Regions from separate parts of the Homo sapiens genome. Here region 1 is linked to region 2. The links are chromatin loops, found by intact Hi-C in ENCODE. Cell type or tissue: PC-3. All regions are shown on one strand. Links, peaks and the distances in the headings refer to the core of each region. The heading gives the core; the rest is flanking DNA.

The links. Hi-C counts contacts between places; a loop is a spot of excess contacts. Peaks named below come from ENCODE experiments on the same cell type or tissue, not always from the same donor. Only the 100,000 strongest peaks of a DNase experiment are listed, where the experiment ranks them.
Region 1: it touches region 2 in a loop (2.1-fold over the local background); 3 of 110 quality-filtered maps call a loop at or near these places.

The regions. Positions count from the first base shown.
Region 1 is chr5:84,295,588-84,308,463 of GRCh38, forward strand. The region is part of intron 1 of EDIL3 (EGF like repeats and discoidin domains 3); the gene reads right to left. Among named protein-coding and RNA genes, the nearest start is that of EDIL3-DT, 80 kb to the right of the region's middle. In PC-3, for the core only: no CTCF peak of the experiment used is centred there; a DNase peak (open chromatin) is centred at 6,144; H3K4me3 peaks cover 723 bases; H3K27ac peaks cover 1,275 bases.
Region 2 is chr5:84,359,117-84,371,992 of GRCh38, forward strand. All of the region lies in intron 1 of EDIL3 (EGF like repeats and discoidin domains 3), which reads right to left. Among named protein-coding and RNA genes, the nearest start is that of EDIL3-DT, 17 kb to the right of the region's middle. In PC-3, for the core only: no CTCF peak of the experiment used is centred there; no DNase peak of the experiment used is centred there; H3K27ac peaks cover 794 bases.

The DNA.
Region 1 (12,876 bases), core at 2,842-10,841, 63 kb before region 2:
ATCAGAGTTCACTGCTTCATTTCAAAAATAGCAGAGTAATAATATATAATATTAATTTAAACATATTACTCTTAAAAAACATAACTACAAGATTTTCCTAAACAACTTGCAACTTAATAATGCATACTGATATTAATTGCAATTGTTTATATACAAAAACTTGGGTTGAATTCTCTCTCTGTGTTGCTTAACTGTTATACACACACCATTTGCTATGTTTTAATGGAAGCATTTTGAATACCCAAAGACATGTTTTTAATTGATGAACAGTGACTCAGGTTGTCAGCAATCATATAGGAAGGAAATTATAGGTTATTACAGGCATGTGACAGAAGTTACCATATTTTTCCTTCAGAGTTTGGTTCTAACACTTTGTATTTTGGCCAAATTTGTAGTTACTTTACCTTTTCTAGCTTTGATTTCTGCATTGGCAAAATGGGGATAATTAGAGTTACTATCTCTATTTGTTGTTATAAAGATAATTGTATACTACACAAAAGCAACAAACTTTGTATCTGACACATAGTAGGTGATTTGTACACATCAGTTACCTACTTTTTTCTAACTCTAAGAAGGCTTAGGTTGTTACAGAAAAGTTACTAAAGTCTTTCCCTCTTTCCTCTCCCCAGGGAACCCCTCTTTCTTTCCTGTTCTATGTAGTACTTGGAGCTCCAGGCAGAGAAGTTCAACTTGCTAAGTAGGTGCCTTATTACTGTTGTATCAACATTCAATTTTAGATAGGTATTTTAATGATTTTGTAAGTAAAAGTTATATTCTAGAATAAATCAGTTCTATTCTGCATTTCCCACAGGATCTAGGAGAGTGGCACATACTCAGCAAATATTAAATACATATTTGGAAATTAAAATGAAACTAACTAAATCTTCCATCTAAAATGCACAAGATATTTATTACTCATTTTGAGAAAATATGTTTTTAAGCTGATCAAACTAGTATACAAGTTATTCTTTATGCTACCTAAATTTAAAACAGAAGAGAAGTTCAGGTTGATGTTTTATACCAAGCTAAACTTGTGTACAACTAAAGGAAACTGGTGCAGAAGCTCTTTAGTTTAATTAGATCCCATCTGTCAATTTTTGATTTGTTTCAATTGTTTTTGGCAACTTCATCATAAAATCTCTGCCATGCCTATGTCCTGAATGGTATTGCTTAGAGCAAAAGAAGCCATCATTAGAGTGATCAGACAAGCTACAGAATGGGAGAAAATTTTTACAATCTACCCATCTGACAAAGGTCTATTATCCAGAATCTACAAGGAACTTAAGCAAATTTTTAAGAAAAAAAACCAAACAGGTCAGGTTCGCTGGCTCACGCCTGCAATCCCAGCACTTTGGGAGGCTGAGACGGGCGGATCACGAGGTCAGGAGATCGAGACCATCCTGGCTAATATGGTGAAACCCCGTCTCCACTAAATATACAAAAAATTAGCTGGGTATGGAAGGGGGTGCCAATAGTCCCAGCTACTCAGGAGGCTGAGGCAGGAGAATGGTGTGAACCCAGGAGGCAAAGCTTGCAGTGAGCCGAGATTACACCACTGCACTCCAGCCTGGGCGACAGAGCAAGACTCCGAAAAAAAAAAAAAAAAAAAAGACACCATTAAAAAGTGGGTAGAGGACATAAACAGACACTTTTCTAAAGAGGACATATATGCGACCAACAAACATGGAAAAAAGCTTAACATCACTGATCATCAGAGAAATGCAAATCAAAACCACAATGATATATGATCTCATGCCAGTCAGAATGACAATTATAAAAAATTTCAAGAAACAACAGATGCTGATGAGGTTTCAGAGAAATAGGAATGCTTTTACACTGTTGGTGGGAATTAGTTCAACCATTGTGGAAAACAGTGCAGCAATTCTTCAAAGATTTAGAACCAGAAATACCATTTCTTGGGGTGAACAGACCCAACATCAGGTCGTGGGGGTGACGAATTCCGGCAGAGTCAAAGGAATGAGAAAAAGTCAGTTTGAGAGAGAAAAGTGGGTCCAGGGGACCATCGGGAGTTTATGGAGGCTGAGGAGGCTGAGAAGCCCCCGAGCTCTGGGAGCCCATGCTATTTATTGGTAATCCAACAAAGAAACAGGTGGTGAGAATGTGGGAATCAAAAGGGCCTGTTGCATTAAGGACATGATTTACAGCTGTGATGGTTTAGCAGTTTCTCTGCTACTTGAGATAATGGAGAGCAGGTTCTTTTAACTCAAGATACAGTCGATCCTGGGAGAGCAAGAAACAAGGAGCCAGCAAGTCTAGACACATTCCAGAGCCACGAGCCCTGGATTCTATCCAAGCCACTACAGATTTTATGCCCTGGGCTTAGATTATGGTGCATCAGGGTAGCCTTCCACCCTTTAACACAGAGCTTGGTGTTCCCAAAGCCCTCAAGGGGTTTTAGACCCCGGACCCCAGACATGTTCCAAGACTCTTTTACATTATGTCAGACATGCAAGCCCTGCCTCAGCTTCTCCCAACACTCAGCTTTTTCCAACACCATTTGAACCAGCAATCCCATTACTGAGTACATACCCAAAGGAGTATAAATCATTCTATTATAAAGATACATGCACGCGTGTATTCCTTGCAGCACTATTCACAATAGCAAAGACATGGAATCAACCCAAATGCCCATCAATGATAGACTGGATAAAGAAAATGTGGTACGTACACACCATGGCATACTATGCAGCCATAAAAAGGAATGAGATCATGTCTTTTGCAGAGCCACTGATGAAGCTGGAAGTCATCCTCAGCAAACTACCACAGGAACAGAAAACTAAACACTGTATGTTCTCACTTATAAGTGGGGGCTGACAATGAGAAGACATGGACACGGGGAGGGGAACAACACACACTGGGGCCTGTCAGAGGCTTGGCAGAGAGCATCAGGAAAAACAGCTAATGCATACTGGGCTTAATACCAAGGTGATAGGTTGATAGGTGCAGTAAACCACCATGGCACACGTTTACCTATGTAACAAACCTGCAAATCCTGCACATGTACCCTGAAACTTAATAAAATAAAAAAGAAACTTCTCACCAGCCTCCCTTCTCACCCACTTAAATGTGGCAACTGGCTAGATTACTACAGGGAAACTGCTCTTGCCAAAATCATATATAATCTCCTTATTGTGAAAGCGATGTCACACCTTTGTTCTCCTCTCAAATTGAACAAAATTGACTTCTCCATTCTTGACAACACTCTGTTCCCTTGGGTGCCACCATCCACAGGGTTCCTCTCTTATCTGATTCAATGCTGATTCGGTCTTTTGTGGTTGGGGCGCATCAAGGATCAGCCCTGTGGCTGCTTCTTCATCCTCTACTACATCCTCTCTAGGCCACCTCACATAGCCTCATTTGCGAGCTGCTTACTGACTGCTCTAACATCTTTAATCTCCAGCAAAGAAGGGAGCCATAACCCGCAGCTAAAACTGAAGACCTGGTGCTGAGAAATGAAATACTGTGAAGGACAACTTGGTACAGAATATTCTGTAAGTAGGTTGCAGTGTAGGTAAGAGAGGACTACCTCTGGAACACACCACGAGGACAGGTATAATCCCCATTAAACATAATAGGAATCCAATGACCAAAGTTGTTGAGCTAAGAGATAGTGGTATATACACATTTTTTAAAAAAATGATATAGGCTAATATCGAAAGAAGGAGCATGGAACTGGAAGTACCTAAAGAGCAGAATGGGAGTGTTCCCTCTTTTAGGACTCTCAGCATTATTTTTTATATTTTCTTTAAGCAACATGCATTATTACTTGAAGATATATGTAACCAATTAATGCAAGTATAAAACTCTGAAAATGCTTTCTTTCCTGAGATCCCCACTCCTCATAGATCCCTACAAACTTTTATACTGTCATTAAAGCTTCTCCAGCAGTTCTACCTCCTTAAATTACCTTTTTTCCCCCTATAATGGAAAAATCTTTTCTCTAACTTTTAAATTTATCCCCCACTGTCCCAACATAAACATAAACTTATATTCAATTGTTTCATTTTTGTGACTGTAATTATTGTTTTGTCCTTTTCTAAGTAGTCTCAATTTGATCTAGTTTTCATATGTACAAAGTTTCATTTTTCTTGGAGTTAGTAATTGCCTTTGTTTTAATGTACTTAATGACCTTTGTATGTATGTACATATGTATGTATAACCTCTATTTCAGTTAGATCTTAGAATGGATAGGAGGTGAACATATCTGATCAGTTAGCCACCTAATAAGTACCAATATTTTTGTTTGCCTGTAGAGCAATCATTATCAGCCCATAAATGTGGAACATTCTGAGTATCATAACATATTTGAAACTTGTGTTACCACATAAAATATGTATATTTTAAAAATCTACCATGTCTAGTCTGAATTTACCAACATTCCCAAGTATTAGTTTTCTAATGCTGTCATATCAAATTATCATGAACTGACTGGCTAATAACAAACATTTATTTTACTACAGTTCTATAGGCTTGACGTTTGGCACAGTACTCACTGGATTAATATCAAAGTGTCAGCAGGGCTGCATTCCCTTCTGGAGGCTAGGGGGAAGAATGTGTTTTATTGCCTTTCCATCTTCTAGAGGCTGCCTGCATTTCTTAGCTTTTGGCCCTCTTACATCAGCAACCTTGCATCTCTTTGACTATTCTCCCATAATCACATCCCCTCTCCTCTGAATTGAATTCAGGTGGGAATGGTTCTCTGATTTTAAATACCCAGGTGCTTAGGTTGGTTCCACCTGGATACTATAGGATGGTCTTCTTATCTCAAGGCCCCTTAGCCTTAACGACACCTGCAAAGTGTCTTTTGACAAAGGAAATAACTATTTGCAGTTCCCCTGCATTAGGAAAGATGGGCACATCTTTAAAAGACCATTATTCTGCCTACCACATCTACTATCATGTTGCAATCTTATCTATAAAAATGTTTAACAACACTGGATATGTTATATTCTCTGAAAAATTATTTTATTTCCTAAGTCAAACATCTATAATAAGTAATCAACTATGATGATACAGAAAGTGAAATGCATATTCTAACAAATAGCACAGAAATTCATCCTTAAGAAATATTTGTTAGTTAAGAATGACTATAAATAATAATTATATAAGTGCTTCCATTTATAATTGCCTCAAAACTACACTCTTAGGTAAACTGTATCTTCATACATAAACAAGGAAATAGACAAGGTTATGTAACATGATTAGAATCACAGAATTCTTAGATTGCAATATTTGTATACCATCATTAAGTGGTAGAAGCTAAACTAGACCTAGAATTTAGGTATGCTGACTCCAAGCCAAATATACATGCACACACAGACACATACACACACACACACACACACGTCTCATAAAATATTTTAAAAATTGTACAGAATCAGCTGGGCGCAGTGGCTCACGCCTGTAATCCCAACATTTTGGGTGGCTGAGGCAGGTGGATCACCTGAGGTCGAGAGTTCAAGACCAGCCTGACCAATATGGAGAAACCCCATCTCTATTAAAAATACAAAATTAGCTGATGTGGTGGCTCATGCCTGTAATCCCGGCTACTCGGGAGGCTGAGGCGGGAGAATCGCTTGAACCCTGGAGGCGGAGGTTGCGGTGAGCCCATATCATGCCATTGCACTCCAGCCTGGGCAACAAGAGCGAAATTCTGTCTCAAAAAAAAAAGAAAAAAAAAAAAGAAAGAAATGTATAGAATCATATGGAATCAGAAGTTAAAAAAAAAGTCAAATGCAAACTCCTGAAGCAAAATGAATTCAACTGCATGTACTATAAAAGATAGTTATTATGACAGGACAAATTTTAGACTTGTCAATCTCAAAATAATCCTGTTAAATCAAGTCCTATGTAATGGAGCATATTCTTATTCTTTTAAGCCTTAGTATTTGCTTGCTATCATGGGCGAAATACAGAAATGGAATGGTCAGCTCCTTCTTGCTAAAGTATGTCAGCCTCCATCTTATTATATAATCACAATTATCTTTATTTTGTCAAAAGCCTGTCATACTTTTAGTAAAGAATGAAACTATGGCTGCACAGTATCATGCTGCAGGCCACTGTGACTCATGACTTTGGAAAGCAATCATTAATCAAATAAATTTAAAAAACAAGATTCAAGCACTTCTGTTTGTGATGAGTTTTGCTTCTCCTTTTAAGGAATATCTCAGTAATTCCTTAGAACTGACTGGTCCAAAGTAAATAGAAAAGAGGAAGATGAAAAAGAAACAGGAATTCTAAGTATTTCTTCACCTAGGTTCAGATGTTTATATTTTTGCGTGATTTTTTTTCCTGACTAGAACTTCCAGAGTTTTCATCATATTATCAAAGTCCTGTGGGACACAGGAACTTAAAATCTATCTTGTGCTGACTTTAAATTGTTGCAGAGGCCAACATTAAAATAATGTTAAAAACCGATAAAAATATTTTTCTTTATAAAGAGTATTGACTATACACGTATATAGAAAGTATATCTTATACAAATCTGTCTCAAAAATCAGTCATTTAATGCAATTATAAACCTTACTGGTAATGCCTTGAGAAAATTAGTATTATCATGGAGCTTTCAATTTATTCTTTTATCAGCTCCATGTTAATGTTTTATTGCTTTTTTTTCTGCAGCTTACATTAGCACATTCATAACTAGATATGCTTTTTTAAATTCACGATCTCAATTATTTTATTTTATTGTTATTATTATTATTTTGAGACAGAGTCTCACTCTGTCGCCCAGGCTAGAGTGCAGTGGCACAATCTCGGCTCACTGCAAGCTCTGCCTCCCGGGTTCACGCCATTCTCCTGCCTCAGTCTCTCGAGTAGCTGGGACTACAGGCGCCTGACACCACACCCAGCTAATTTTTTGTATTTTTAGTAAAGACGGGGTTTCACTGTGTTAGCGAGGATGGTCTCGATCTCCTGACCTCGTGATCCGCCTGCCTCGGCCTCGCAAAGTGCTGAGATTACAGGCGTAAGCCACTGCGTCCAGCCCCAATTATTTTATTTTAAATGGAACCCTTATAGCCTTACAAGGTTTGGCATGGGTTTATCCTCTTCATTTCCCAAAAATGTCCATGAAATGTTATTTCCCAAAGTACTTCCTGTATTATCTATCTCTATTAAATGTTTTCTTTCCAGATAGTATCATCGACTTACTTGCTGGTGATTTGGGGCCCATGGAAACAATAGTAAAAACTAAAGTATTCAATCAAAGTAGAATGTGGAAAATCCTCAAAATTTATAGAGAAGACTGAGATCATCTAGCAGAAATAGTAAAAATATTTCATTCATTGCTTCCTATGTGATTTGCATTGTCTTCATGATGCTTACAATTTAGTTCAGAAGTTCCTAATTGAATCAAAATCAGAGAGAGATAGGTAGCTTCTGTTCTAAAGAGAATCATTCCACCTAACTTGGGATCTCATTCCTTGTTGTATCTAGAACATATCTTTGAGCCATTGGTTCTATCCTTTGTGTAATCTCAGAGAGTGGATCTGTACACTTGTCCTTTGTCCAAGTTGTCATTTTCCATTTTGTTTCAGTTATCTACTCTCTGCTTTCTTTCTTAGCTGTTTGGCCAGAATGCCCTCCACTCCGACTTCTCTTTACTATGTGTGATAGCTAAGAAATAGCTGTAGTATATTTGGAGTATTCTTTCTGTCACTTATGTTCTGGCTTCACAGTCATGACATCCCACTTGAGGGTAAAACACTAGCAGAACTAGAGAACCGAGAGCTACCACCACACCTGCAAAGCTGACTGCACTACTCATCCTCCCCTTGCTTTCCTAACCTGCATTCTAGCCATGCATAAACATGATAACAACTTTTGAAGTATAGTACTGTAGACTTTTTTGTCTTTTCCATTTTCCAAATTGTTAATCTGCCAACAAGTTGAATTACATTCATGGATTAGTCATTTACATGGATTAGTCATTCTGATTTCACGCGTACTAGTCTGCACTCCCCAATGAATTTAGAGATTAAAGGCAATGTGGGCATATAGAAAACAGTCATTATATTATTATATTTTACATTTGTGTTGAATAATTTTTAATTTCAAAAGTTAATAGTTAAAAATTATAGTGAATTTTCTAACAGTACAGAACAGTATATACAACATTTTGAATTCTCTTTTATTCTTCCAGCTCTTTAATTCCACTTCCCGGAGGCATCAACTTGAACAGCATGTCTCTCTCTCTCTCTGTGTGTGTGTGTGTGTGTGTGTGTGTGTGTGTGTGTGTGTTTGTGTGTGTGTGTGTGTGCATGCATGCCCACACATGTGTCTATGAATAAGTATTTGGGTTAAAGTGGATCATGCTATATATACCGTTTTACAGCTAACTTTTCCATTCTACAATATATTGCGAGAATCTTTCCATATCAATCCATATAAATTTATAATATTATTTTTAATGATTACAGAGTAATATACTCATTGGTGTGCACAAGCCACAATTTATTTAAACAGTTTGTGACTTTAAATGGTTTTTGAGAAAGCTACTTACTATAATGGTAAATATATGAAGATACAGAAGTAGATGGTATAGTAAATAATATAGCTCATCCTATATCCTGTCTTCACCATTGAGTAACAGGGGTGTTTCCTAGGTGAAAGCTGAACTGGTAACAAAATCTCTGGTTTTAACATAATGTAACATGTCTGATTAAATTTTTTGGTATATGTGAATAGACTGACAGGAATGTCAAGCTTAGGGTTTTCAACTCAAAGTCACCTAGGGTGCACCAAAATTGTGTGAGCTGGAGTATGGAGCTTTCTCAATGTGTTACAGAACATCTAGGGCATTTCTGTCATTTAGCTGACATGCACGACGGACCACAAAATGGTGAATGTCAGCTTGCATTTTGTAGTTTTGAACAGGCAGCCTCTATTCCACTTCTCTTGCTTTAATGAAGTTGACACAAGAATTCTAGAGAAAAAAGTTCTAGTTCTATGCATCCTGAATGAGTGTTTGAAGGTCAATTTTAGAACTTATTGTTACAAAGATCAATTAAGTATATGAGGTGAAATTATGTTTTGAATGTCATATAAAGGATCTGATGAATGATACATATTGTCTTGGGATAAGCCTAATCAAAATCCATTAATTGGTTTTACATATTTATGACTAAACCTTTGAAAAAGTTACTTAAAGGTGAACAAATCTAAGCAGACAAATACAACAATTGGATGCAAGCCAGGAAATCTTGAGCAAGAGGAAAACTTTCACTTTTTAAAATATAAAACTAAAGCCCTCACTTTATATGTGATGGCAATGCTTTGGAAATATATAAAAAGCAAGGATCTCCCTCAATAAAAATAAGTAAGTAGAATCTTCATCAATATAATCCCAGAGACAGGAAGATAGTTATTTTAATGTGATTTATTTAGCTAAAAGTAAATGTGAGGCTCTTGAGAGGGCAAACCACTGCATTAGAGAGTGATTTGGAACATTTTTTGCAAACTAACAGAATAAAATCAACTTCGGTATAAGAAGGTAAATAAAATCTAGCAGCCAAAGATAAAAATAAATCTAGAATTAACAAATCCAGGGCTTAAGCAGTAATTAAATAACCCAGATTTCACCCTTTTGTGATAGAACAGGTACATTTAAATGCTATTAACACTTTTTTTAATTCCATTGATTTCTCCATGGATACATATGTGAACAAATATATTAACCATCTCTTTCCTCTCAAATGGTAAAACTGTTTCTTTGGACCACTGTGCAACTAGTTTCTGGACCTACCATGTGTAACATTTGTTCCACAAAATTTAGTTCTTACCAGGTTTTTTGTAATCACTCCCAAAGGCTCATGTTAGTTCTATTGTCATTGATCCCAGGAGCCTTTTTAGATATAGGCTGTAATCCACTAGCTAAACGAAGCAAGTTTTCTCTAAAGCTCTCAGCAGAGTTTGATTTGGTGCTATGTTGCACAATTCCAAGCTGTGAGTTCTCCTGCTTATCAGTTAAAAATTAACTTTAAGATACAGGCCGAGTGCGGTGGCTCACGCCTGTAATCCCGGCATTTTGGGAGGCCAAGACGCGCGGCTCACAAGATCAGGAGACGGAAACCATCCTGGCCAACATGGTGAAACCCCGTCTCTATTAAAAATACAAAAAATTAGCCAGGCGTGGTGGCACGTGCCTGTAATCCCAGCTACTCGGGAGGCTGAGGCAGGAGAATTGCTTGAACCCAGGAGGCAGAGGTTGCAGTGATCCAAAATCATGCCATTGCACTCCAGCCTGAGCGACAGAGCAAGACTTGGTCTTAAAAGTAAATAAATAAATAAATAAATAAATAAATAAATAAATAGATAGATAAATAAATAAAATACACTGTGTGCATATTGTCCTTACTTTCATGTCATGTCCCCCCAGATTCTCTGATCTACAAATGAACAAATTCCTGTTCAGTCTTAAGGAGAAAAAAAAAAGTCTCTCCTTTAGGGATGAGGGTTCTATTCTGCCTAGGTTTCTAACTTTTTATGTAAAAGCATCAACGCATACTCAGGAAATTAACCTAGGAATAGTCATGAATGAGGCCTTCTAGCTATATTTTTTTCACTGTTGGTGGAGAAGTATTAGAATCAACTGTCAGGTAAGAAGGTCATTGGCTTAAGCTAAGCACTAAGCACTGGCTTGAAACAGAGGAGACCAATCACAGCTGCAACCAGCCTGAAAATGCATTTGGTGTGTATTCCTTTAAAGTCATAACATTTGGTTAATTTTAGAAAAAGGAACAAATTGAGGTTTAATGTTCATAATATATTTTTAAAAGTAGGACACACTTTATTAATAATACCATACTGGTAAATATTATTGTTATAAATAATGATGATTTTTTCCCACCTTCTGTGAACTAAATAGAATTTTCCCTGGGATCTGGGATTATGGCAAGTGGATGAATTCTATTCTACAGGCGAATTAACTACCACTGTTTCTTGACCAATACTGTTCAGATGGTATCAGTAAGTTTTAGAGCTTACCAGGTTTGTACTAAATCATGAGTCAAGTTTCAAACACAAATCAATTTCTAGTGAAAGCAATTCTGTCCCAGTGCCTCTGTTTTATTATTTTGTGATATGAAGATTGATAGCCAAAACTTTTAGAGTTGTAAAGCATGCCCCCTGAATAAGTCATTTCCTAAGATGATTTAATCAGCAGCTGTATCTTACGGAAAGTCACACTTTCCAAACTGAGCTGGTGATTATGCTTGTGCACTGGCTTTAAACCCCACCTTCACTACTCACCAGCTATGTGACCTTAAACAAGCATTTTGCCTCACTGGGCCTTATATAAAGTGATTCATGTAAAATGCTTCACACAATACTTGATACACAGTGAGTACTCAATAAAACTTAACTATTATTCATTTATTATTCCAGTATAATCAACTAACTACCAAGTGTCCATTTCTTGTGTACAAGATGCTAGAGACAGAAAAGACATAAATGATACTATCACAAAAGATATATGATCTAGTTAGGAAGGTACAATTGAAGAATGAACAGAAACGCAAGTGCACATCTGAAAATAAAAGATAAGTCATTCCAAAGTGAGTGATAGGAGAGAAGTAGGGTTAGTCAAAGAAGATTTCATGGAATAAGTGAATCCAATCCGCATCTTAAGTTAAATGAAGACTGCAGGCTAATGAAAATTGGGGAAGATGTTCTAGGCAAAGACAAATAAAAAAGTCACAGTGAAGAAAATTAACAACATGGGATGAGGAAGTGTGGTGCTGAGGTAATGTAAATAAGAGAAAATAAAGATGCTCCACAAAAATAGAAGAAAATAAAGAGGCCCAACAGAAACAGAGAGGTCATTTGCAGGAATGTTATATAAGCTGCAGTAATTAGGAAAAAGAAACTAGACAACTGCTACAAAAATAAACAATAAAAATCAGTATAGTTTCTGGGAAGAGAAAAATAACTTGTCAAAAATTACATTTGAAACATTGCGCCAGCAACTGTAGGCTGCATACATTGGGTCAAGGAAATACCAGAAGCACAGAGGTGGCAGGTGAAGTTCTTCAAGCAAACGAACTCTCTCTGAGGGAGTTATTAAAGGAAATAAAAGCAGAGAGCAAGGCCAAACTTGATGAAAGTCCACAATTAGCTGCAGCCTGTACAAGAGAGATATAAAAAATACAGGAGGAGAAATGAGAAGAAGGGGCATAATAAAGTACAGAAGAAAGTCTGGTCTCTAATGCACAGAGCAATGAAAAAATTGAGAAGAATATGAATTAGAAGGAGGGGGAGGCAAATTTGGGTTTGAAAATAGTTACTAGGGTAAAAACTGAAATCAGAAGGGTAGCTTGATGCCAGATCATGTAGAACTAGATCAATGTAGGATTCCTGCATTGTCCTTTTACTCAGTAAAAAATCTGAAGCAATCATGATTGGGTCTATATTTTAGAGATATAATTCTGCCCAACAGTATAAAGAAAATAATGAGGACAAAGCAAGTTGAAGGCAGGGAGATATTTAAGGGATCACCTACAAAACTCAGTGTGAGAGAAGTGGACATAGGAAAGAAGAGAAGAGGAATTTAAGAAAAATCTGAGATGTAGAATCGATATGATCTAGTGGCTAACAGGTCCTCTTAATTGCTGGTCTTTATTACAAATAAATTATCCAGTTTGGGCATAAAGAGGAAAGATTACAAAGCATTTGTTTTGAAAACGCTGAGTGTGAATGGCCTGGAGGATATGCAAATAGGCAGATACTAACTGGTATCTGGAATCTGGAAGAGAGAAGCAGTGATTGTTTGTAGGAAAGACTGTAAACCTTAAGGTGACATGCACATATAAATATTCCTAATGTGTCTAGTTACCCAAAGAAAGTATTTTCCTAGTC
Region 2 (12,876 bases), core at 2,181-10,180:
TTTATAGTCTGTGTTTTCAGTCTAAGATAGTTTAAATATGTGGAGTGAAATGTTTTAAATGAACCATTTATTTGATGAAAACATTACCACACGTATCTGCCTATATAGCATTGTCATAAATTGTGCAAAACAGGTATATCCAATACAGCAAGAATTTTGGATAAATGTCATCTCTAGTGCCCAAATTTGCCCAACATTTGGTCAGATAAGTATTTAACTAGATAAATGATTTATTACAACATATTACTAATATTAAATGTACAAGTACAAATAATATTTGTAAAATATGCAATTTTATTCTGAAATAAATAACAAACACAAGACTTAAATTTTAACAGTTTGGTCCTCTAATGGCTTACATGGTTCATGCATGATTGCAATTTTAAATGGGTTGGGAATCCCAACAACCTGTAAATTGAAAATAAATTTGCCTTCTGATGATGGTTAAATTGTAAAATCTCTACAGACTGAAAAGATTGACTTTTAGACTAGCTAGAATTGACTTGAAACTAAGGGAATCTATTACTATATCTAAAGAAAGAATGTGCCAATCAAAATGTTTTGGTGGATGAACAGGATGAGGAAACGGGGTTATTCAGCCATTAAAGCACCAAAATCTGAAAAGTAGAAAGACTAACCATGGCACTGCCCAGACAAAACACTATCTGAGAGAATAGGAACTGCAGCACAGTCTATGGGGCAGGTGTAGCCAACTGCAGTCAGACCATTTTAGCTCCCTACCATTCAACATTCAACTCACGCAACTAAACTCCTCTTTTCCAATTCATGAATAAATTCACTAGAATTCTCATGTCTCTTTTCATATCCTTAAAGATTATAATTACCATTATGGAATTAAAAATCTATATTCTCATATCATACTTTTTGAATTATGTATCCCTGGGAGGTCACACCTAGGATATGAATCTGTTCTCAGTACACTGACCAAACCATGTTTCTATGACTTAAAGATTAAACTACTACTACCACACTGAAACTACTACCGAGTGGGAGCAGCTCAAAACCAGTGGATCAGGAGAGTTGAAGATTTGAAGGAGAGTGGTTAAAGAAAGGGGAAAATTATGTTTGCTGAATAGAAGGGTAGGAGAAGGTGGGAGGAGAAAAGGAGAGATTTTATGAGGTCAAAGAACAGGTATTGCAGCGGTCACTGAGTAATTCAGAATCTAATTGCTTTTCAACAGTTTGGACCTTACAGAAATATGTGAGAAAATATAGGAACAATCTTTTTGTACAGCCTTCCCTGAGTTCAATTAATTCAGTCAGAATGTAGATCATTTACTTAAATACCGAAGTTTGACAAATTAAAGGCCAAGGTGTTTGAATCCTGGAAATACATTCAATTCCCCCCAAAACATCTCTTAATAAAAAGTGAGCAAACAAATTGAATGCCCTTTTCAATCATTTCCTATTAGATTAGTAAATAAGGAATAAGTAATGCCATCACTTGTGAAGGTTATCACCTCCAGTATGGTAATTACCAAAATGAAAACTGGAGTAAACATGGAAAGGAAAATAGACCTAGGAAAATATGAAAGTAGAACCTGGTATACATCCAAGAAATCTTATCACATATTGGCATGGCAAAAAGTGGTCCTTTAGGAAATTCTGATTTCATTTCACTCTAATCATATGTGATATATCCAAACTGAGGAGACAGTGGGTGTAAATATATTGCTAGTATTGGCATCTCAAACAGAAAGAATGCAAATATCATTTCCAATAATCCAAGCAAGTGTTTAATTATCTTACAAAATAACCAAAAAATGTTTTCAAAGAATGTCTTATAATTATATAGCAAAATTCTTCTGGGGGTATTTTTTCTTAAAATGTTCTAGACACCATATAACATATTAAATATTTTTCCATGTGCTAAAAAGATGCTAGCAATGAGTAGCTCAGAAACATATATCTTGCCTGTTCCCTAAGTCACTTATTCACCTGCCTAAGTTGATTCTGCAAGTGAGCGTTAATAAAAAAAAGACAGACAAGCGATGGTTGTGATGATGATTCTTGTTTTACCTATTTAAAAGAAAATCTCATTAGTTTGGATTTGCTTCAAGTGTGAACAAAAATGGAATCAGTCTAAACAAAAAGATTCTGATGATACCACCATTCTAGGTTAAGGTCATTACAACACACACACACACACACACACACACACACACACTTCAGATTTCTAAAGCAAGATGAATGTCTTGCTATACAATGTTTTCTTGAACTGTGAAACTGACTATTCAATAAAAATCTGGGAATAACTATAACTATCAATATTTTTATAAATAGAAGAGGCACTTATTTATGCAAAATGATTGAAGTGCAACCCTTACTTCAAAAAGAATATGATGATCATAGGTACTCTAATTTTTTTGGATTCCATTAACTATTGCCCATTCTTTAAAAGATTCTATTATTTTAGATTTAATAGGTTAGATTGCTATAAATCTGTTTATTTTTCTGGAAACCTACATATCTTACTGTACTTATTTTAGTTTGTAAATGTCATTATTTGAAATGTTGACTTTTTTTTATACTATTATCTAGTGTGTTATAAAAACATTAATAAAAGTTTTCTGGGAATTCAATTGGTCTATCAAGTATACCGTATAAACAAAGTACTTTTGTAAGCACTGTGAGGCATACCAAAGTGCTGAACAATCTATATCCTTTATAACTTACTTTGTGTTTTAAAACAAAGTAATGTATGAGTAAAGAGACAACTAATGTGATAATGCTTTATATTTTATAAAAGAACCAACCGATTATCTAAACATAATAGTCTAATAACCCAAAATGCAAGCCATAAATACTCTTTGACTACACATGAGTTTTCTGCATGTGGCTTCATAGATGCAGTCTGAGTAACAATAACAAGTTTATGCAGATACATAATAAAATGAACTTAATGTAGAATACATATAAGCCAACTTCCCAAAAGAGCAGTAATGCCAAAGAAACCCAGTTTTAATTATAAACATATATTAACAGGTTTCCTAAAGTGGTTTCCATTTTAACTTTTGGAATAGCAAATTTAAAAGATGTAACAGCATCTTTTGCTTTATTACACACCTTTGTTATTAGTGCAACAAAAGAAAGAACAGTGTGTAAATTCCTGGAGTACAACCAAATGAGTCATCTATTCAATTTGCTTTAATTTTCTTTAGTAGGAGAGTCAGGGAACTATTACACCATGTGAATAAGGCTTACATTTTTAAATTGTATCTTCCTCATTGTCAGTATCTTTCTAAGATTTTCTGAATCAAATAAAATGGCTGATTCATGCTACATTGCATGAATATGAAGTTCTCCTATTAACTAGCATGGACTGATGGTTTACATTCCTAATATGTCCAAATGACTTCAATATCATTTTTATAATGCAATTACATATTAAAATGCATATTTTCACATTGATAATGCCAACATAAACAAACCTGAGAAGTCCCTGTTAAAGTTGGTATGTTCCAATTGCCTGGGCTTATATTCAAGGCTTTGTGCATAGTAATTGACTGCACAAACAATTCATCCTGGAAGAGTTCTTCATGCCTCTTATTATCCCCAAATCAATTGACATAATTTATAACATATTCTCAATTAAAGTTAAATCAGAAACCTGAAACCTCCAACTCTAGATTGGTTTACTATGTAGCTGTTATCAGTAGCAACATTTTAAATATTTCAAAAGATACTCTTGAATTATGGGAAATACAAAACAAAATAAATAACTTGCTTAGAAATAATAATAAAAAATTAGTTTAAGATGATCTATGTCACTTCCCAAAGAACAGACAGAAATTATTTTAGCAACAATTTTATGTTTTTGTTTTTCTGTTTGTAAATTTGACTTCCAAATGCATTTATTTTTTGATAGCAATGAGTATGTAACCTATATTACTAACTGAAGAGGTAATTTAATGTATTTATTCTACTTTAAGTATATACCTTTATAATAAAGTATTAATAACTTTTGTATAAATATATATTTACAGTTCCTAGAGGGAAAATCTCAATAATGTCATTGCATTTTGGGTTGGAATCTTAGTTAATTCTTGTATTGAAAGGTATAACCAAAAAATTGCTAATTCAGGCTGAGGCAGGTCGATCAGGAGGTCAAGAGATTGAGACCATCATGGCCAACATGGTGAAACTCTGTCTCTACTAAAAATACAAAAATTAGCTGTGGTGTGTGCCTGTAGTCCCAGCTACTCGGGAGGCTGAGGCAGGAGAATCGCTTGAACTCGGGAAGTGGAGGTTGCAGTGAGCCGAGATCGCGCCACTGCACTCTAGCCTGGTGACTGAGCAAGACTCTGTCAAAAAAAAAAAAAAAAGAGCTAATTCAAAAATAAGTTATAGTCCATATATGATTTTGAAATTGAGCTTTTTAGAAACAAAGTCAAACATGTTTTTTCTAGAAACAATTCCATAATATTGGCTAAAATATTTTAAATAGTGCAACTGATACTGTATTAAAGGAAATTTAAGTTAATCTCATTTTTGTGCACAGGCATTGGAACCTGAAAAAATTGAAATTTTGGGTCACAGAAACATAGCAAGAGGTAAGATGCCTTATTCTTTTAGAGGTGACAATTTTTTCATGATGGTGAGTGACTAATTTAACTTCTTGACTGTATAAATTTGTATGGATAAAAATTAATTTTCTAAGCCAACAACTTCTAGATCTCAACTGGAGATAAAAAAAATTGGAGAAATCAGGGAAATATGGGGACATCAGATATAAATATACTCATTTTAATATATAAGCATTGTTCATATTTTGATCATCGCTTGGGTTCTCACAAATCACTGACTATATATCAGGTTTGTCATCAATTCTTAGTGTGCTTGTGTTCATTTTCAAAATAATTGTCATCAAGCGTTTTCATGACATCTTAATGGGTACAGTAAAATATACAAACACAACCAAGGGAAGATTATAGAAGAAGTGAAATTGTCACTACTTCCAATTTTGCCTGATTCTATAAAGGTATAAAAGACAAATTAAGATTTTGAAGCTACAACCAAAACAGACAATGTAAGGCAGTTTTCAGGTTCTGAAATCATTTCCTGTGTATTGCTTCATTTTTATCTTGATCATTACATATGCCAAAAAGACAAGTAGTGGAGAAGCTACGGTCTCTATTTTTGCCAAATAAGGGAATTGAGGCTTGGAATTCAGAATTTGCCCAGTCACAAGGCAAGTACTTGTTAGAGCCAGAATTGTCTTTTGATACCTAAACGAATTCATATTGCTTTGGAAATTGTTACACAGATACATGCTACAGATGCAGAGTTATACAATCCTATACCTACATGAGATTGTGTATATAAACAATTGCAGTAGGTAGCATTCCAGATCTCCATGATCTTCATCCCTTGATGTTATACCCATTAAATATGTCACATTACCTGGCAAAAGGGATTTAGCAAATACAGGTAAGACTCCTAATCAGCTAACCTTAAAATGAGAAGATAATCCTAAATCTGCACATTACAATTGTTCTTTTATGGGGCCATTTATATAGTACCCCAAATAATGTTTTAAATTATGACTTTATTTTTAAAAATTAATATATTATATATACATGATAAATCTCACACTACATAAATTTCATATGGAATCCTGCAACAGGTTAATTTTAGTTATAAATGTTGTTACTTTAGAAATAGGTACAAATTGATACAAATTAGCCTAGCAATTTTCTAACCCGAAACTTTAATACCTATTTTTTAATTCATCCAAACCACTTAATTAATCTCATATATATTTTTGGTCTGTTCTTTGGGAAACCATAGAGTGTTATACCAATCCTTAAAACATGTTTGTATATTTATGTCTTATACTTAACTTAAATATCTTCTCTAATGGAAAGTATTGGGTTTTGAGGGGTTGTTGCTGTTCGCTTGTTTTGAGAGGAGGAGGTAGCAAAAATAAATTATTTAAAATGCAAACAATTATTGTATATTAAAATCTTAAGTGCAATATGCACTTATTTTTTATTCATTTTTGAGGTATATATGATATTTAAATAAATTTGAACTGCTAAAAGATAGGAAGTAGTAAAGAGTTTTCTGAATACTAAGTACTGAACACAGAAACAACCAGCCATGAACTAGTAGATTACAAAAAACTTTCATGCTCATGGCCACCTTCATTTTAAAATCCAGTTCTGTTGCATAGAAACTTAGCTCTAAAACAAGAACATATTCCAATTGTTTTTCATTTTAACATCCTGAGTTCCACCTTTAAAAAATCTTCCTTTTATACCATATTTACAATTAAGACCTCTAAAGCAAAATGTAAAATAAAAACAACCTTAGATATTTTAGTAGTTTCTGTTATAAGTTATAAATCAAGACACAACTTATAGTCTATCTTCAGAATGGAAAGTAAGCACATCTAGGTGGAAAGAGTAAAAAGAAAGCAGAGACCACCTGATGACTTAGGAGACATTAATTAATATTCTGTTACAGTCAAGTACTCCCCAAATGCAATAATTTAAAGTCAGAAACATAATAAAAACATATATCATATCAATTCTAGGATTGCTAACCTTTGCCAATCAGTGAATTTTTCAGAACATTCCAGGTTCCTATATCTTGCCTATACCATTCTCTTTTGGATTGTGTCTCAGAATAACTTTCCCCTTTTAACAGCCAGACCACAATTAAGAAAATAATAATACCAGATGTTTATTGAGGACCTGTATTGTGCCAGCATTTGTAAGCACATTACATGGGTTATTTCTTTTAATCTCTACAACAGCTCTATTAGATTGCTATTGCTTTATCCACACTCGAGGAATGAGGAAACAGGTTATGTATATAACCTCTAAAAGGTATCAGGGCAAATAAATGTTTCATCCAGGATCCAATTCCTAGTCTATCTGATTAGAAAAATCTTTCTCTTAACCAATACAATACACCAACATGCCAGAAAGTTATAGCTCAAAGACTGAAGTCTTTTTGATAAGTATTTTGCCAAAAAGTAAAAAAATATATATAAAATAAAATAAAGAAAAACAACAGTTTATTAACCAATTATTTTTCTAAAATCAGAATGTGTACCAAGTATTGTGCTACAGCACTGGAGATACTATACTGTCGCCACCAGCACCACCACCACCGTCACCATCACCATCATCATCATGATCATCATCATATCCATCATGGGCCACAGATATGGTTCTATGCACTTAACCTCTATTAAACCCTTAAAATAACCTTACAAGTCAGGCTCTATTATTATCCCCGTTTTACACATGAGAAAACCAAAGTTAGTAATCCGTTGAAGCAGAAAATGTGACTCTTGAAACCTAGGAGCTTTACTTTGTCTAATGCTTACTTCTTTACTTCATAGTTACCATTCTCTATGTAGATTTCTGTGATCTGTTTTGTACATTTTTCTTTCACATTATTCTATAAATATGTAACTCTCTATGAACATTTTAATGGTACATATAATATGTGCTAATAAATTAGAAAATATTGTTAAACTGTTCTATTGTATCAGAAATGATAAATTATCAAAAACGGAAAGGGGATAACAAGAAAGTATTCCACTAACTACGAAAGACTCTAGAAACAGTATACACAAAAGTACCCACCAAACAGATCAGACTGCTAGTAGGTGAGTTATTTCAAAACTTAAGGAACAGAAAACTCATGCAGTATTTAAAGTGTTTCAGAGAAGAAAAGCTCCCCAAGTAATTCTATCCGTCTGGCATTTTTTCCAATACCAAGCTTAATAAAGTTAGTATAACATGTCATTTATGAAAATAGATGCAAATGTCCCAACAAAAATATTAGCAAATTACATTCAGATATATTTTAAATAATTATCCACAATGGCACAAACATATAACAAAATACAATAGTTAAAACCAAGTACTACTGACACACTAATAGAGAAGTAGCTTAATAAATAAGTCCCTGAAAAGATGCAAATTATATCATAGCATTTAGTGTATAATACATGTTTCTTTTTCTAACAGTTGTTTTAAGTCATGTGGGGAAGCACAGATAACAGTTTGGTAGGAAAAACAAATAGCATTTCTTATACTCTTAAATATAATGCCAACAGCAGAAATCATAAAGGGAAACACAAGCATATTTTATAAAATAAATCTGTTTTAAATTTAATGACTTTTTTTTTTTGAGACAGGGTCTTGCTCTGTCACCTCCCAAGCTGGAATGCAGTGGTGTGATCACAGCTCATTGCAGCCAACTTTAACAACTTTTAACAAACATAGTAAGTGCAATATAAAGGCAAATAAAATGTGAGAAAACATATTTGCAATACCTCACTTCCTTAATATTTTTGAGCAATGAGACTGAATCTCAGCACTCAATATAAAAAGGGAATCTGAGCTAGGAGCGGTGGCTCATGCCTGTAATCCCAGCACTTTGGGAGGCTGAGGCAGGAGGATCACTTATGGTCAGGAGTACAAGACTAGCCTGGCCAACATGGTGAAACCCTGTTTCTACCAAGAATACAAAAAATTAGCTGGGCATGGTGGCACATGCCTATAATCTGAGCTACTTGGGAGGCTGAGACAGGCGAATCCCTTGAATCCAGGAGGCAGACATTTCAGTGAGCCGAGATGGCTCCAGTGCACTCCAGCCGTAGATGATGGAGCGAGACTCTGTCTAAAAATTTCTACCCCATCCTTTCAACCAACTAGATAATTTGCTTGTTTATTTTCCGTTTCTCTCCATTACAATATAAGCTCTATGTGAGAAAAGATTTTCAGCTTTTTGATCACTGTAATTTTGGCACTCAAAACACTTCTTACATCTGTCTGAGTTTAATAAAATGTTGTTGAATAAGTACAACTATAAGGTGAATGGATTCCCAGAAGATTCTGAAGTAGGAAGCACCAAGAATCTGCCTCCCTACCTAGGCAAAAATTGCACTGGCAGAATTTGTCTGATGTAACTATTTTGAAACTCTGGAATCTATTGAGGGCTTGAAACTTTCAGAGGATGCTTTTTTACAAAAAAATTTTAAAGACCATCCTAAGACCATATGAAATCTTGAAAAAGAAGAACCAATCTGGAGGACTCACACTTCCTTATTTTAAAACTTACTGCAATGCTACAGTAATCAAAACAGTGTGGTCTGACACGAAGAGAGACATAGAAACAAATGGAATAGAATAGAAAGCTCAGAAATAAAGTTTCACATATATGGTGAGAGGATTTTTGACAAGCGTGCCAAAGCCATTCGATATGGATTGTCAATGGGGAAAGGACAGGTTCTTCAACAAATGTTGCTGGTAGAACTGAATATCCATATATAAAAGAATGAAGTTGAGCACTTACCTACATCGTATACAAAAATGAACTCAAAATAGATCAAATATAAATCTAAGATCTAAAACTTCAAAACTCTGAGAAGACAAAATAGGGTAAAAATTTCACAACATTAGATTTGGCAATGATTTCTTTGATATGACACGAAAGGCACAGGCAACAAAAGAAAAAATAAGCAAATTGGACTTATAAACATTAAAAAGTTTTGTATATCCAAATAAACTACCACAGAATAAAAAGGCAACCCACGGAATGAGAAAAAAAATTTGCAAAACATATCTGATAAGGAATTAATATCCAGAATATATAGAGAACTTTAAAACTCAACAACAACAAAAACAACTCGATTCAAAAATGGGCAAAGGAATTGAACAGATGTTTTCCCATAGAAGATATACAAATGGCCAATAAACACATGAAAAGATGCTCAACATCACTAATAGTTGGGAAAATGCAAGTCAAAACTAAAATGAGATACCATTTTACACTAATTAAGATGACTACTGAAAAAATAAAAACCTAAAAAGCATAAAATAAAAAGTGTTGTAGAGTATGTGCACTCTTGGTGGGGATGTAGAATGCTATAGCTGCTGTGAAAAACACTATGAAAGTTCCTCCAAAAATTAAAAATAGAATTACCATAGAATCCAGCAATTACATTTCTGGGTATATAACAAAGGAATTGAAAACAGACTCTGAAAGGGATACTTGTGAAGCCATGTTCATAGCAGCATTATTCACAATAGCAAAAACTTAGAATATATATGTATATATAATATATATAAACATACACACACATATAAATATACACACACATATAAATATACACACACAACATATGCATACATATATACATACATACCACAAGGGAATAGTATACTATTTTGCCTTAAAAAGGAACGACAACACAACATACACATACATACATATATAAACAAAGGAATTCTATTTTGCCTTAAAAGGGAAGAACATTCTAACGTATGCTACAAAACAAATGAACCTTGAAGACATTATGCTAAGTGAAATAAGCCAGTCTCACAAATAAGGTATGATTCCATTTACATGAGGTACTTAGAGACTTAGAGTAGTCAAAATCACAGAAACAGAAAGTAGGATGGTGGTTGTCAGGGGCTGGGAAGAGGGAGAAATGGGGAATTATTGTTTAATGAGTATGGATGGGGTTTCTGCATTACAATATAAAGAGAATTATGGAGATGGATGGTCATAATGATTGCACAACATTATAAATGTATTTAATATCACTAAACTGTACACCTAAAAACATGATTGACATAGTAAATTTCATGTTATGTGCATTTTACTATAATAATTAAATTGAAAATTAAACCCCCAAACGCTGTATGATATGATCCATTTTATGGTTAAACATATACTTAAAGATACTTATTTAGCTAAACAAGTCTCAAAGTACAGACGCCAATATGTCATCATTATACCTTTTCATCAATGAGTGTATACTTGCTTATGGGTTACAAAATACTTGAAATTTTAAAACAAAGACTAGAAATTAACTGCCTTTCCTCAAACCAAACAACGATAATTGCCAAAGCCTTTTTCTTAACACATAAACAGGAGCAAAGTATTAGATTTTACAGTTTTTATTTTATACACCTTTTTCCATTCTATACCTTTTTAGAAAGATATGTCTATTTTAGACTTTTAGATTTAGAAGTGGAAATCACACAATTACCAGGGTCTCAAACATGTAAATTGTTTCAGAACTATTGAGGCATTTAAGAAAGGTAGAAATACAGTTGCCTAAAGGGGAATAAATAGCAGTTTGCAGTGACATACAGATTGTCATTACACAAACAACTCTAAACAGAGCTGTTTAGAAGGTTCTCAGCTCCTCGGCAGACACAGTTCCCAGGTGTTGTCTCTTCCCCTCTGCCAAGTACTTCTGCTTTTAGCAGGTGTGACTGCATGGTGGGAGGAGGGAAAGAAGTTATGCTTGGAGGAAAGTTATTGCTGCTGGAGCTGATGGGAGTAACTGTCAGGGCACTGCGGCAATTAGTAGATCAGAGGGCTACCTGCAGCTCCTCCATATGATAATTAAAAACACCACTAAGTACTTTGTTTTTGTTGCACATACTTTTCCTGTCAAACCTGGATAATAAAATAAATAAAGTTTACTGTCTAGCTCCCATATAGTATTAAAAGTATTTTATTGTAATTTGGCAACCACAGATAAAACCTGAATCTTCCTTTTAAACTGTTTATAAATTAGACAGCTATGGAAACAGTAGGTCACTTAATCTATTCAGCTCTTAGAGTTTGCCACTACTAAAGTATTTATTGCTTTTTAATAATGTACCATTTGTACCATGATTCACAAGTCAATGCATCAGTGCATCAAGTAGATAACAATTTATTAAATAACTTAATGGGTCTATCAAAGGAACACATTTTTAACGATAAAAAGATGTATATACCAGCAGAGTTGTTCTTCATGCATGCATGCATGCATGCATAAAGTCAGAAAATAAATATTAACTGAGTGCCTACTATATGTAAGGTACCACGTTTGGAGCTGGGTATACATTAAGGAACAGAGATATTCTTCCTGCCTTCATCAAGCTTACAGTCTATTGGAAATAAGATAAAAAATAAATGAGCAAATAAATGATTATATAACTATGATTTTTGAAAAGTGTTATAATATATTTAATAATGGTACAGTGACAGAATAATAACAGGGAAATATGATGTGTATGTAAGTGTGTGTGTGAGCATGAGTTACTTGGATAAGATGACCAGAGAGAGATTCTCCCAGGCTGTGCAGTTTAAGCTGAGGGATGAGTTAGAAACAGAAAATCTGCAACATATAGCAAGAGATACATATAGATAAAAAGTATATATATATATATATATATATGTGTGTGTGTATATATATGTGTGTATATATGTATGTGTGTATATATATGTGTGTATATATATGTGTGTATATGTGTATATATATGTGTGTGTATATATATATATATATAGAGAGAGAGAGAGAGAGAGAGAGAGAAAGAGAGAGAGAGAGAGAAAATAATTTCAAGAAGATCATGAATACTTAAAGACCCCCTACCAATATGAAATAAAAAAAGCTAAGGGCAGAAATTTGTGTGTTGCATTATTATTTAGTACATATGTACATGATAAAAAATAACAATAAATAGCATAATAATATTATGTGTAAGAAATGAAGTTAGGTTACTCCATATCTGAGGGGAAAGCATATCTCATATAATAGAAGTAAGAATTATACTAAATAAAGAATGAAAAAAATAAGTAAAATTCCAGTGAAGGCAAATGCAGCATAAAATTATGAAAAATAATATATATTCTACCTACATATCATTTGAAAATGTGTGGCCTGACAGAAAAAATTAACTAGCAAAACAATAAATTAAACAATAAACCATCACTTCCTATCTTCTTATTCATTCCCTTTAGAACCCCAATTCAAACTTTCAGTCCCACCACGATCTATGGATCCCATCACTTTTTGATAGTACTCATTTTATTAGTGCCAGAGATGGG